Regions from separate parts of the Homo sapiens genome. Here all the other regions are linked to region 2. Evidence: read pairs that join two places in POLR2A ChIA-PET (ENCODE). Cell type or tissue: MCF 10A. All regions are shown on one strand.

The links. Peaks named below come from ENCODE experiments on the same cell type or tissue, not always from the same donor. Only the 100,000 strongest peaks of a DNase experiment are listed, where the experiment ranks them.
Region 1: POLR2A ChIA-PET joins it to region 2 with 6 read pairs; 3 of 35 experiments call an interaction of 5 or more read pairs at or near these places.
Region 3: POLR2A ChIA-PET joins it to region 2 with 8 read pairs; 5 of 35 experiments call an interaction of 5 or more read pairs at or near these places.

The regions. Positions count from the first base shown.
Region 1 is chr13:33,568,892-33,572,891 of GRCh38, forward strand. LOC102723406 (a long non-coding RNA gene) reads left to right here. Exons shown (of 6, transcript XR_007063750.1): 3 at 1,771-1,952. It also overlaps a transcript of STARD13 not described here. Among named protein-coding and RNA genes, the nearest start is that of LINC02344, 240 kb to the left of the region's middle. In MCF 10A, no CTCF peak of the experiment used is centred here; no DNase peak of the experiment used is centred here.
Region 2 is chr13:33,640,938-33,644,937 of GRCh38, forward strand. It overlaps a transcript of STARD13 not described here. Among named protein-coding and RNA genes, the nearest start is that of RFC3, 180 kb to the right of the region's middle. In MCF 10A, no CTCF peak of the experiment used is centred here; DNase peaks (open chromatin) are centred at 1,914 and 2,554.
Region 3 is chr13:33,692,686-33,696,685 of GRCh38, forward strand. No RefSeq gene overlaps it. Among named protein-coding and RNA genes, the nearest start is that of RFC3, 120 kb to the right of the region's middle. In MCF 10A, no CTCF peak of the experiment used is centred here; no DNase peak of the experiment used is centred here.

The DNA of each region.
Region 1 (4,000 bases), 72 kb before region 2:
GACATAGTAAGCTAGACAATTGAGTTCTCCTATAGAAAACTTATACTTTTTTAAACTACCAATAACCATTACCCTATTAAAAATGGCTTCACAAATATGACAGTACAGGAGAAGACTCATAGGAGAACTTCTCAGTGGGTAGACTGGCCATTCTGATCTGAGTGCAAATAACACCAAGGCAGAGTTTACTTAAGCTTATGTCTATAAAATTTAAGTGTTGAAGTGGGAAGATATTAATTTATATGCATGGCCTGTTAAATGGCTAGTTTAGAGCTATCAAATAATCTTGTATATGATGTTATACTATGTTATTCTTTGTGAAAAGGTAATAAGGACAGTGTAAATTTCAGGGCTACTTCCTACTCATACCTTGTTGATAAAAATGTAGATTGGTTGAATACTTCGAAGAGCAGTTTGGCAATATTGAATATGAGCTGTAAAAATACATAACCATTGTAACATGAAGACCTTATGTAAATTAACAAGAAAAACTCATCTGCAGTAAGCCTTATCGAACCCCTTGCCTGGGCTAAATGCTCTATTCCAAATAAATAAATAAATAGTTTGTAATTAGAGGAGGGTTTTTATGTTCAATTGTGAGATCAATCTTTAAGAAATTTTAAGGATTTAATAGTCTTATATAATTAGAGCTTGAAGTTAAAGGGAAAAGATGTTAAATGAGGTGAAAGTGAGCAGAAAGAAATCTTCTGCATATAGAGGTAACATCTCAATCAGAAGAAAGAAGGTTAAAAAAAGACCCGCATCAGTTAGGAAGTGGTAATTACACTAATATTTCATTATTAACTTCAATCGTAATTGATTGACTTTTTTGACTTACTGTTGTGATGAAATGGCAACAGAGTAGATTATTAACTTTCAGACAGAAATATTAATTTTCCCTTTGATCAATAGCTTAAGATAGAGATAAAATAAAATGAATAAGGAGAATTATGCTTGTTCGTGTTAAAAATTTACTAACCAGCAAAGGCATGAGAATGATATAATGGACTTTGGGGACTTGGGGAGAAGGGTGGGAGCGGGATGAGGGATAAAAGACCACATATTGGGTACAGTGTACACTGCTTGGGTGACAGGTGCACTAAAATCTCAGAAATCACCACTAAAGAACTTATTATCCACGTAACCAAAGACCATCTGTACCACAAAAACTAATGAAATACAAAAAAAATTTATGAGCCAAAGGGAAATATCAGTGTGTGGCTATATTCTAAGTACATCCAGTTTAAAGTAATGAATATCGTTTCTCATCTGACCCATTTAAAGCTGGGCTTCCATGTGCCACTGTGTATCAATAAAGGCATCTATGAAAGAGCACGGGGGAGGAAGTCAGAATCTCTAAAAACTAGCTACTCATTCTCATGTACAAGTTAGATTATTTGGGGATTTGATTTTTCTATCCATTGTGTAGTCATACCATTTATGTTTTAGATATTAATAAGCAAAACTTTGGACATACCAGGACACTCATAGATGATTTAAACTTTGTAATTTATGTTACCCATTTGACCCCCATTCAAAGACTCACTAATGAACTTTTAACCCTTAACTTTTCTTGGCAAGAGCATTATATTTAAACTGGAAATGCATAGAAATCATCATTGGAACATTTATAAGGATCATTCCTACTGTAATTCGCTAACAACTCACTACTAGGTGGATTGCTTTTTGTTCAGTTTTGCTCTTTTCTGGTTTACTTCCAACCTGTTTACTGAGACTGTCTTGGTAATGCAAATCTTTCTTCTTTGTTAGTCCACAGACAGTTTGCTCATTTCGGAAGAAAGCTCCTGACTGAGGTTCTTTAGATGCGTTTAACGGAGGGACAGCTGTGCAGAAGCATCACTGTCTCACTCTTTTCCAGACTGATCAAATGAAGCGTCTGTCATGTCACACATATGGAGTTCTCTACCAACAGCAAAGGCTATTTAGTCAAGGTTAGAAACAAATATTGTGTTGGATTTTTGCTTATGATATGTTTTGGATTTTTCTTTGAAGCTCTGATTTGAAAGATATACAGAAAGATATGGCTTGAGGGAGGAAATATGAATATTATCCTCAACTACTCCCATGTTCATACCATCCTGAGAGTTGGAGGCATCATGCTGCACCTTGGGTATCCTTGAGGAGAAATCCTTTGGTAAAGACTCTAGTCCTATGGATTGGCAGAAATTCCCAGTCTGGTGTCTGACAGCTCCTCCTGTGCACGTTTTGAATTTACTGGGCATGTGTCAGACTCCTGAGGGGAAGACATCTCCTGCTCTCCAAAGAACTGAGATTCCATCACAACGGATTTCAATTGTTCGAGAATAACAAGTAGAATTACCTTTATTTTAAGTTGGCTTGGCAATTATAATTCATGTTGTGCCCTATCACAATTATCAAAGTGAGGAACTCCTCACAAAGTAAACAAAGGTCTTTCAATCCATAAAATTAGTATCTCAATTCAACTTATTTTGAGTTTATTTATTTTGCTTTTGAGAACAAAATGTCTAGTGTGTAGATAGTTAAAAATTAAATGCAGTAGCTATTTATAATGCCTGCATTTTTCTGCATACCTTATGCTATATATTAGTTACATAACTCAAATACTCAAGTCTAAGAGTCAGAGTGTTGGAAGGGACTTGGTCTGTACTTCTGAGTCTTCTGAGCCAGCAAGGCCACACTCTTTCCCCATCATTGCCTTGCCAGCAGTTATTCTATATCCTATATTCAAGTTCATCAGATAAAGAAACTTGAACAGTTTCTAATGAAGGAGAGCAGGCTCAATATCCTGTCCCGCTTTCTAAGAGGTGAGTGTGCTATGCAGGGTCCAGGGATGAGATGTAGCCTGCTTTGTACCAGATGCCTGTCAGTCACAGAAATAACTGCTTGCTGTTTGACTATATGTATAACTGGATGCTATGAAGTGGAGAATATTTAAGAGGACCTGAAACCATGTCTCTTCTGGGACTTAAGAGTGTGTGGGCTTCTGAGAGCAGAGGAGGTACCAAGAAAACCCCACTGCAAGGATAGCTGTGAAAGAAAATAACCAGGGAATTTGCTAGGCCAATGTCCTCAGGACCTTAAGTTAGCAGTGTGTGGGAAACAACAAAGCCTGGTAAATATTAATTAAATTGCACACCAGAAACAGAGATAAAGAACTATATATTTGCTTCAATAAGCAAGCACCTGCAAGATTTCTTGTTTTCTGCCTGCATAGTAGCATCCTAATCGTCAACCATCAACTGTCCCTAGTCTCCCTTTCCAGGTACCAGAATTTCTTACTTATAATGCGTTAAATCAAGTTTAGCCTAAAGTTGCCTCCTTACATATTTTTGAGTTCAACCTAAACTTTTCTCTGTACATTGTGAATTATAACAAGTGGAGGTGTAAACAGACTGTAGCCTACACTTGTGCCAGTCACTGAGTTTTGGCCAATCAAATGTAGCCAACTGTTCGAACCATGTTCAAATAAGGCAAACACCAAGATGTAACCAATCCAGCTGTTTCTGTACCTCACTTTCATTTTCTGTATGTCACTTTCCTTTTTCTGTCCATAAATCTTCTTCCACCACGTGGCTGTGCTGGAGTCTCTGAGCCTACTCTGGCTTGAAGGCTGCCCAATCCATGACTTGTTCATTACTCAAACTCTTTTAATTTGTTTGAAGTGTTTCTTATATCAAATGCAACTTACATTTTCAAATGGCATTGGAATACAAACTATTTTTTCAAATATCTTTTATACTATGTTCTAAATGCAGCCAGCCCTCTGTATCCAAGGGGTTCCACCTCCATGGATTCAACCAACCATAAAAATGTTCAGAGAAATCATTCCACAAAGTTACAAAAAGCAAAAACGGAACTGGATACACATCAAGTATTATGTTTAATCCACAAGAATTAAGTGATGTATAGGCATTATATTAGGTATCATAAATAACCTGGAGATGTTTTAAAGTATATGGAAGGATGCACATAGGTTGAATGAAAATACTAGGCCAAT
Region 2 (4,000 bases):
TTTATTTAATGTGTATACACAGGAGCCTTCAGAATGAAGACCCAAAGACACAGGGGGAATTGTTCATCTTTAGGCTTAGGTTCAACAAAGTATGCACAGCCATGTAGAAATAGGACTAGACACAAAGGGTATGATCTAATGCTGATAGACTGAGTGGGGAAACCCAGCAAAGCCTGTGTGTCTAGATCCTGCTTGGCCTCTATGAGCATGCATTCCTTCATTCTGAGTATGGGGCAGGACTCTCTCTAGAATAGGGTTCTTATGGCCTACAGTCAAACAACTAAGTCAGATCATTTCCTTTCTTTTCTTTTTTCTTTTTCTTAAACAGAGACAGGGTCTCACCATGTTGTCAACGCTGCTTTCAAACTCCTGAGCTCAAATGATCCTCCCACCTTTGCCTCCCAAAGACTGCTGGGTTTATAAGTGTGAGGCCACCACACACAGCTCAGGTAATTTATTTATGGCCAGTTTTTACACAGAAAGGTGGAAGGAAACTTAGAGTCATATTTTAGGTTTTATGGCTAGCTCTGGGAATGAGAGTTCTGGTTTCTATGACCCACCTTGGGGAAGAGTGATTCTAGTTTCTATGGCTAGCTTTGGGAAAGAATGGGATTGAGAGACAGGAGGGCAGGAGAAGATCAGAGAAAAAGTTTTGCTTATGAAACTACTTCTGAGGTCTTCATTTTGGGGTATTGTTTTCTGAGCCCCAACAAGCCCATACTTTATTGAGTGTCTACTGTACTCCTGGAACCGTGCTGTATGGCTGTTTTCTCTCATTTAATTTCCAGAAGAAGCCTGTGATATACTGATTATTATTCTCATTTGTTCGAGATCAGGAAACCGAATTCCAGAAAATCGAGCAGCTGGATCGTGTAACTTTTGGTAGCAAAAGTTTTTGTCTACTCTGTCCCATACAAACTACTGGAATAGAAATGAACAGGATTGTGATATTTTTGTCATGCTAATGTAAAAAGGAAAAAGAAATACTGACTCTGTTAATTTTAAGCTATAACTATTGCATAACAATGATAGATACAACTATTATCTACCAATGGTGGTGCTCATTCTAGACTCTAGGCTCTTTGAAAATAGTAATTTGTCTTTTTCATCTTTGTGTCTTCCCTTCTTTTCTTTCCCGTCACCCTACTGAAAAACATTGTATTGATACAGAGTACTGGCAAGAGGGTAGTTGGATGAATGACTAAATTAATGAATTGATGAGGGTGATTGATCTTTTCTGACGTTTACCTAGGAGAAAAGGATAACAGTCTAGAGGGTAAAGCTTGGGAGGTAGGGAATGTGAATAAATTAGAGCTCAAAAAATAAACACCTGGATTTAACAAATGCTTAAGTGAGGGAGGTGTGATCAGCAATGCAGACAGAAGGCTGCATTCAGCAGCCAATTTAAGAAAGATGCTTGAGAAGTTTCAAGACAAAGAGAATTTGAGCAAAAGTTGGTGGGCCTGGAGCAAAGCTCCAGCCAGGGAGAAGAGTCTGTGGCAAGAACACAGGACGGCTGTGGGTCTGGTCACTCAAGAGTCAGGCACTTCCTGTGCTTCAGGCCCCCTGCAGAAACTTGTCTCTTCTTGAAGGCTTCCAAACATTCCAAGGGGTGACTCCCAGGAGCCCCGTTTACAAGTTAATCAGCAGAAGCTTACAAGATCCAGCTGCTTAATTTTCTGGACTTCAGTTTCCTGATCTCAAACATCCAAGAGGCCTTAAATAACCTGCCCTGAGTCACACAGTCAGTAAATGGCGCAGGTGGGATTTAGTAACATCTGGCTGACTCCAGCCTCTCCTGCTCTGTCTATCGCCCTGTGTTTCCTCAAAGGCCGGATGACAGTGGGGGCTGTGAGATCCCCAGATACTGCAGAGGAATGCTGGGAACAAACAAACAAACATTAAAAAAAAAAAAAAAAAACCTCCCTACTTGCTTCAGAACAAATAAAGCTGAGATCAAGGAAGCCAGGTTTGGACTGAGGCAAGAGGTCAGGGTGAACTCATACACAAGGACAGAGTTTCCACACAATAAATATTTATTAAGCAATCGCCCTGCAATGAAGGCCTGCAAGAGATGGATCACTGCTTCCAGCTGCTCGGGAAAGGAGAGCCATACAGCTTTCTCACAAATATGCATGCATGTATAATACGAAATGCATTGCTGTACCTTGAGATTCTCTTAAATACCAGTGAAGTGAGTTGGGTACTTTACATAGAACATGCACACACACACACACACACACACACACACACACACACACACACAGATAGAGGAGGACTTTTAGGAAGAGCTTGACTGTCTTCTCTGGTTCCTCCTGCAGAAATCTTCAGCAGTCCCTGATGCCTAAAAGAACGCTGCGTATTTGCCTGTTTTGCCTCCATAAGGGAAGTGTCCTGCCCACCACGCCTTCAAAAGGAATGGCCTTCAGGCCTTGTCCTTGGTTCCATTTGACCCTGTCCTGGCCACAGCCAGCTGGACTAGGGGTGGGCACTCAGCACCAGCAGCCAAGCCAACAGCCGGCTGGAGACTCATAGTGTGGCCCAGAATAAAGTCAGGGCTGAGTCAACCAGACTCTATCTTGGGAATGTGAATTGAGAAATATAGACTTGAGATCAGTTTGTTCACGAGACACAATAAAGGAAATTAGCTTTGGAGAAAGTTCTTTGTCAGGAACTCTCCTGTCGCACACCCGGTTCAGTTTGGTTTTGCAGGTCAGCATACTTTCAGCTGGTGAACGGGTGCCAGTCTGCCATGGGGCAGGCATCCTCACTTCCCCCCAGCGCCTCTCTCACCTGGTCTAAGCCGCTGGTGAGCAGCTCACACTGCACGCTTCTTAAACTTCCCCAACAACTCTCCTAACTCAGACTACTCTCTTGCATCAGTGAACTCTCCATGCCCTCCTTGCTTCCCCCAGGAGATTCTAGACATCTGCTGAGAGAGGCTGGATGGGGAGATGGGCTAAGATTCAAAACTCCAGTTTGGACACCTCTTAGCAAGGGCTGCAGGTAGGAGATATCTGGCTGCTCCTCCAGGTTCTCCTTTAAAAATTGAGGACTCTTCCTACTTGTTAGCTTCAGTTTTGAGGATTTAACTAAAATTATGAAACAACAGGGAAATTCCCAATTGGCAACCTTTTACAAAAGGATGGGAGCTGAACCTGCACAGTTGAGAAGCTTTAAGGACAAGAATGGACCACCCATGTGCAAAACAAGGCAGTGCGGGAGAATCGGAGAGGGTTGAAAGCATGGGCTCCAGGGGCCCCACAGTACTGGACTCAGGCCTGGTCTGGCCATTTCTTGGGTGTGTGACTTGGGACAACACTAACATCTTTCTAGCCTAATTTCTTCACCTGTAAAATGGAGAAAATAATAGTCCATTCAGATAATTATCACAAAGTTAGTCCAAGTAAGCAAAAGCTACCTATAACAGGAAGAGCCCTGGCCCTTGGGGGTAGCATCACATAGGCAGAGATGTGAATGGTGCCTGATTCCCGAATGCCGGGAAAATGAATTGGGTACTTTGCACAGCGCACACACAGAGACACGCAACACTCACATACACATACAGAGATGACAGAAGTTTAGGAAGATCTTGTTGGTAGAGAGGAGACAGAGAAAAACAGAGATACAATGAGAGGCAGAGAGAGTTGAAGAGGCGTCATGCGGCCATGAAAGAGAGGGGGAGGTCAGTTCCTAGAGCTGACAGATTTCTACTTCCAGCTGTTCTTCCACTCCAAGCCTATAATTGACAAAACAAAACAAAACGAAAAAGCACTAGCAACTACTTGTGGGTGAGTCTGTGTTCCAAAAAAGCAGAACTAAACCAATGAGCAACCTCCTGAAATGCTCCACTCCCTCCCCTGGGAGTTTCTCTGGACAGATCTTAAATATGGGCTTTTCTAGGAATAATGACACTCAAATGTTGAGATGGCTCCAATATAACAATATGCATGTGACAGACTTGCATCATTAGAGTACAAAACCTTCAAGTCAGAAATAG
Region 3 (4,000 bases), 52 kb after region 2:
AGGCTTCAAAAAGAATAGATTGTAAATATTTCTCATCATACTTAAGGTCTGTGTTGATGTCAATGCTGGTCGGCTTTTCCTGAATTCCAAAAGAGAAGAGGGCATGAGGAGGCATGTTTGACCCTCACTTCTCGTCATGGCCTGAGCTGTCCTTCAGGTTAACTTTGGAGTGCCCTGACTGAGAGGAGGGAGTCCATTCAGATGGTTTGGCAGGGGGGCCTCAAAATTTTATTTTTGGTTTACATTCCACTCACACAGGTACTGTATATATTTATAATACATATAGGGGTTTTTTATGTGCTATTTCCACTGGACTTTTTCTGTTTAACCTCCCCCTCCCTTTTCTGATTCCTTTTGCTAGATATGTCAGAAAATGAAGGATGTCTTTAAATTCATTAAATGACAACTTGGTACAGAACAGGAATTGCCTGGAAGTGCAGTAGGCCCTGTGACAAAGGTATATAGACACAGGATGGTGGTGGGGATAGCACTGGTTTTGCATCCAATAGAAGTAGATTTGAATAAAACCTTAGTCCCTTCCCAGTTCTATGTTCTAGGAAAATTTGTTTAACCTCTATGAGCCATGGTTTATTTATTAAAAAAAATATAGCTAGCAGTGCTACCTAAATCAAAAGGTTGTTACGAAGACTGGAAATAATATTCATAAAATACTCAGCATCACATCTGCCATAGATGCAGTCACTAAAATAATAGTTTGTGTTAATATCGATAATCATGATCAGCAGCAAGTATACAGTTTTCGTGCATAAAAGTATGTTTGTATGTGACATTGTGAGAGCCTCAGCCCATGAATGGCTCAGCCAAATTCTCTGATCTTCCATGTCCTTGAGGGAGAGGAGAATGTCTGTCCACTGCAGGAAGAAAGATTGGTCCCACAGTAGCTGTGACACACCATGCATGGCAAGTGGTAGAGTGCTCATGAATAGCAGAAATCAGTCATGCTTCCACTGTGTGCAAGCCCTGATGTAGGCCTATTAATTTCTGGGTATTCTTGACCTAGGCCTCTAAGAACTCAGATTTAAAGGCATATTCATAACCATCGTATTTCTCAAGATACGAATTCCTTATCCCCTAGAAGTGTCAAGTGCCCCAATTTCCCATTACATGTCTCTCCATCATACATGAGACACCCACATAAATTGTTTCCATTACATACAAGCTGGAGATGCAATCTAAACTCAAACAGCAACTCTGGATAAACTGTCAGTATCTGAGTGGTCTATGGGTTTTAGCCATGCTGATTGTCAGTTTAAGTCTTATTGAAAATGAAGTGAAGTAGAAAGCAACCGGTCAGTTGGTTAATCCATACCACCATCAAGAGCTGAGATTAGGTGCACCCAGAGCATCAGCTTACACAGAGACAGCTGCAGAGTATGTGCTTTCCCTACTTGCTCTGCGTTCTTACACTGTTGGCCCAGTACCTAGCAGGGGCTCCAACCTGCTCCCGACACCACAACCTCTGCATGCAATGCCGTCTACCCTGGTGACCCTCTAAGGCTTGAGCTAAACCACAGCCCTCTTAGCTGGGGCTGGGATTTCCTTTCGAATTTTTTCAGATCTTTCCAGGAGGTGAATTTCATGTTGTGCTTCCTCAATCACTGGCTAGAGTCTGGCTGTGAGTGCACTGATATCCCAGAACCACTACCTAATATTTATTTTTTTTCCCACAATTCCTGTGCCTTATGTACTAGATTGAAATTCCTAGTACTGATACTTTCTGAGATAATATCTGTCCTTTGGATATTATTTTGTCTTGATCTTCAATTCTGCCTTACAGATGCCAACAGCTGCAAGTGGGTGGATTACTCCTTGCTTTCCTGAGTAGGGCCTTTCCTGGCCTCAGCTCACTAGGCCTTGTCAATAGCCCTGAACCCATCCTATCATGACACTGGACAAATTCCATACCTCACTAACCAGCTGTAGATAAAAACTTGAATCAACCATCATCATTTATAGACTCCAGGTAGCTTTCCCTAACAACCAGGACTTCACCTCTTCAGTGAGTTAAGTCTTCATCATCAATGCTTTCCTAATACATTTTGCATGTCTGTCTCACTGTATTTCTTCTTTGTTTTAACATTGTTTGCAAGTCATTCCTCTTAGAGTGTATATTCCTGGAGGGCAAGGCAGTGTCTAAGTCATCTTTACATCTCTATTTCTAATACATAGTAGGTACTCAATAAACCAATAAGCAGATGAACAAGGTGCCTTTTAACTCTCAAATTTTATAATTCTGGAATCTGTTAATATTGACTCATCTAATTTTGAAGTCAACAAAATGCCAAAAGATAGAGCAAGGAATTACATACACTTTGCTTCTTTATTCCTAATGTTTTTTTCCATAATAAGTTGTTGCTGTGTTCTATTTCATTAACGAGAAAAATGAAATAGAAAGAGCTACCCTTTTTTGAACACTTACTGTTAGCTATATACCATGCTAAGGGTGTATATACATCAACCCAGCCAGTTTATCCTCCTCCACATCCTATATTATCTTCATTTTATGGAACAGGAAATGGTGATATTTGTTTTCTATCCATGCCTGAGAAGCACCGCTTATTAGGTAAGGGAGAAACATTCTCTTTCCCCAAGAGTCCTTAGTGTGTAGAATTTCTTTTTCAGTTGGTGCTTTTGGCAGAGCTCAATCCCTGAGCACACTGAACTTACACTGTTCTTTCTTCATATACCAGACGCGACCCAGAATCTAGTGATGCAATCAAGATATTGACCTGGTTTTCTAAGATTATGGCAGAATAAGAATTCTGATCTTACTATTATGTCATAGTTAAAGCTGTTACACTTTGACTCTAGTTGGTTTTTTAGGGATGGAATGAGTTTTCGATTCCTTTCTTTGGTCTAGCAGGTATCAGGCAGCTTTGAGCAGTGCCCACATGAGTGTTCAGGAAGAAAGGGCACCCCCATCCAGTTAGATAATCTGGATCAACCACGCCAGTCAATAGGATGGCAAATATTGCAGGTCCACCAACAAATCATCATCTGCTTCCCCAAGGAGAAGGCTGGATTTCCCTTGCCTGGGTGGTAAATGGTAAATAACGTGGTCCTTAACTTTGGTCTGAATAGACTCTACAGAGTGGGATTCAGAACATTTCATCCAAAAATATATGGTAACTCTTAGATTTCAGACCTAGAGCCCTTATGCAATTTTCTACCATGGGGAAGTGACATCTTAGAAATAAAATACAATTTGCCAGGAATCTCTCATAATATATGTTCTCATTAGTATAAGGCTCTCAAATTGGCTTTTTCCCCTTCATTTTGAATTTGGTTTGCAGCCATACTCACACACACTAAGGTGCATCCATAAAGAAGGTAAAATCAAGCTGAGCCTCAACTACATGGATTCCAGCAACACTGTTCTTTCCTCTGACTCCAGGCCAGGGTGGAGAGCTCCTGTGAAGATGTTGGAGTGAACTGAAGCAGTGTAGGGTAGTGACAAATAACCAAATTTTACTGTTTGGAGTTTTTTAAACGTGAAATATCTAGGTATCTTTGCTATTATCAAAAAATGACAACCTCATTTCCATAAAGCAATTTTCCCCACAGCAGTCTCCAAGAGCTTCTCCACAGACCACCTCATCTCTGCACAGCAGGGTGAGAACAGCCAGAAGAGCCACCATCAGATTCACATGCATGGATTCCACTTTGATTCTCCTTAAAATGCCCAGACTCTTGAGTGACAGGAAAAACCCCATGTCCCAAAGACCTCAGCTCCAATTTCAGTCTTGTACCTCAAACTTGTTATCTTTGCTCTTCATCTGAACACTTTTCCCCCCCAAAAATTAAACTTTAGATCTGGGAATTCCCTGCCCTTTTTACATTTACAGGCTTGTAATCCACTCAGTTGAAATCTGTTACGGGCCTCAACAATCAAAACTAATAGTGAAAATGAAAAAAAATGCATCTAAAATATTTGTAATAGTGCTATTCCAAAATATCTCATAAGCTGCAGGCAACCTTC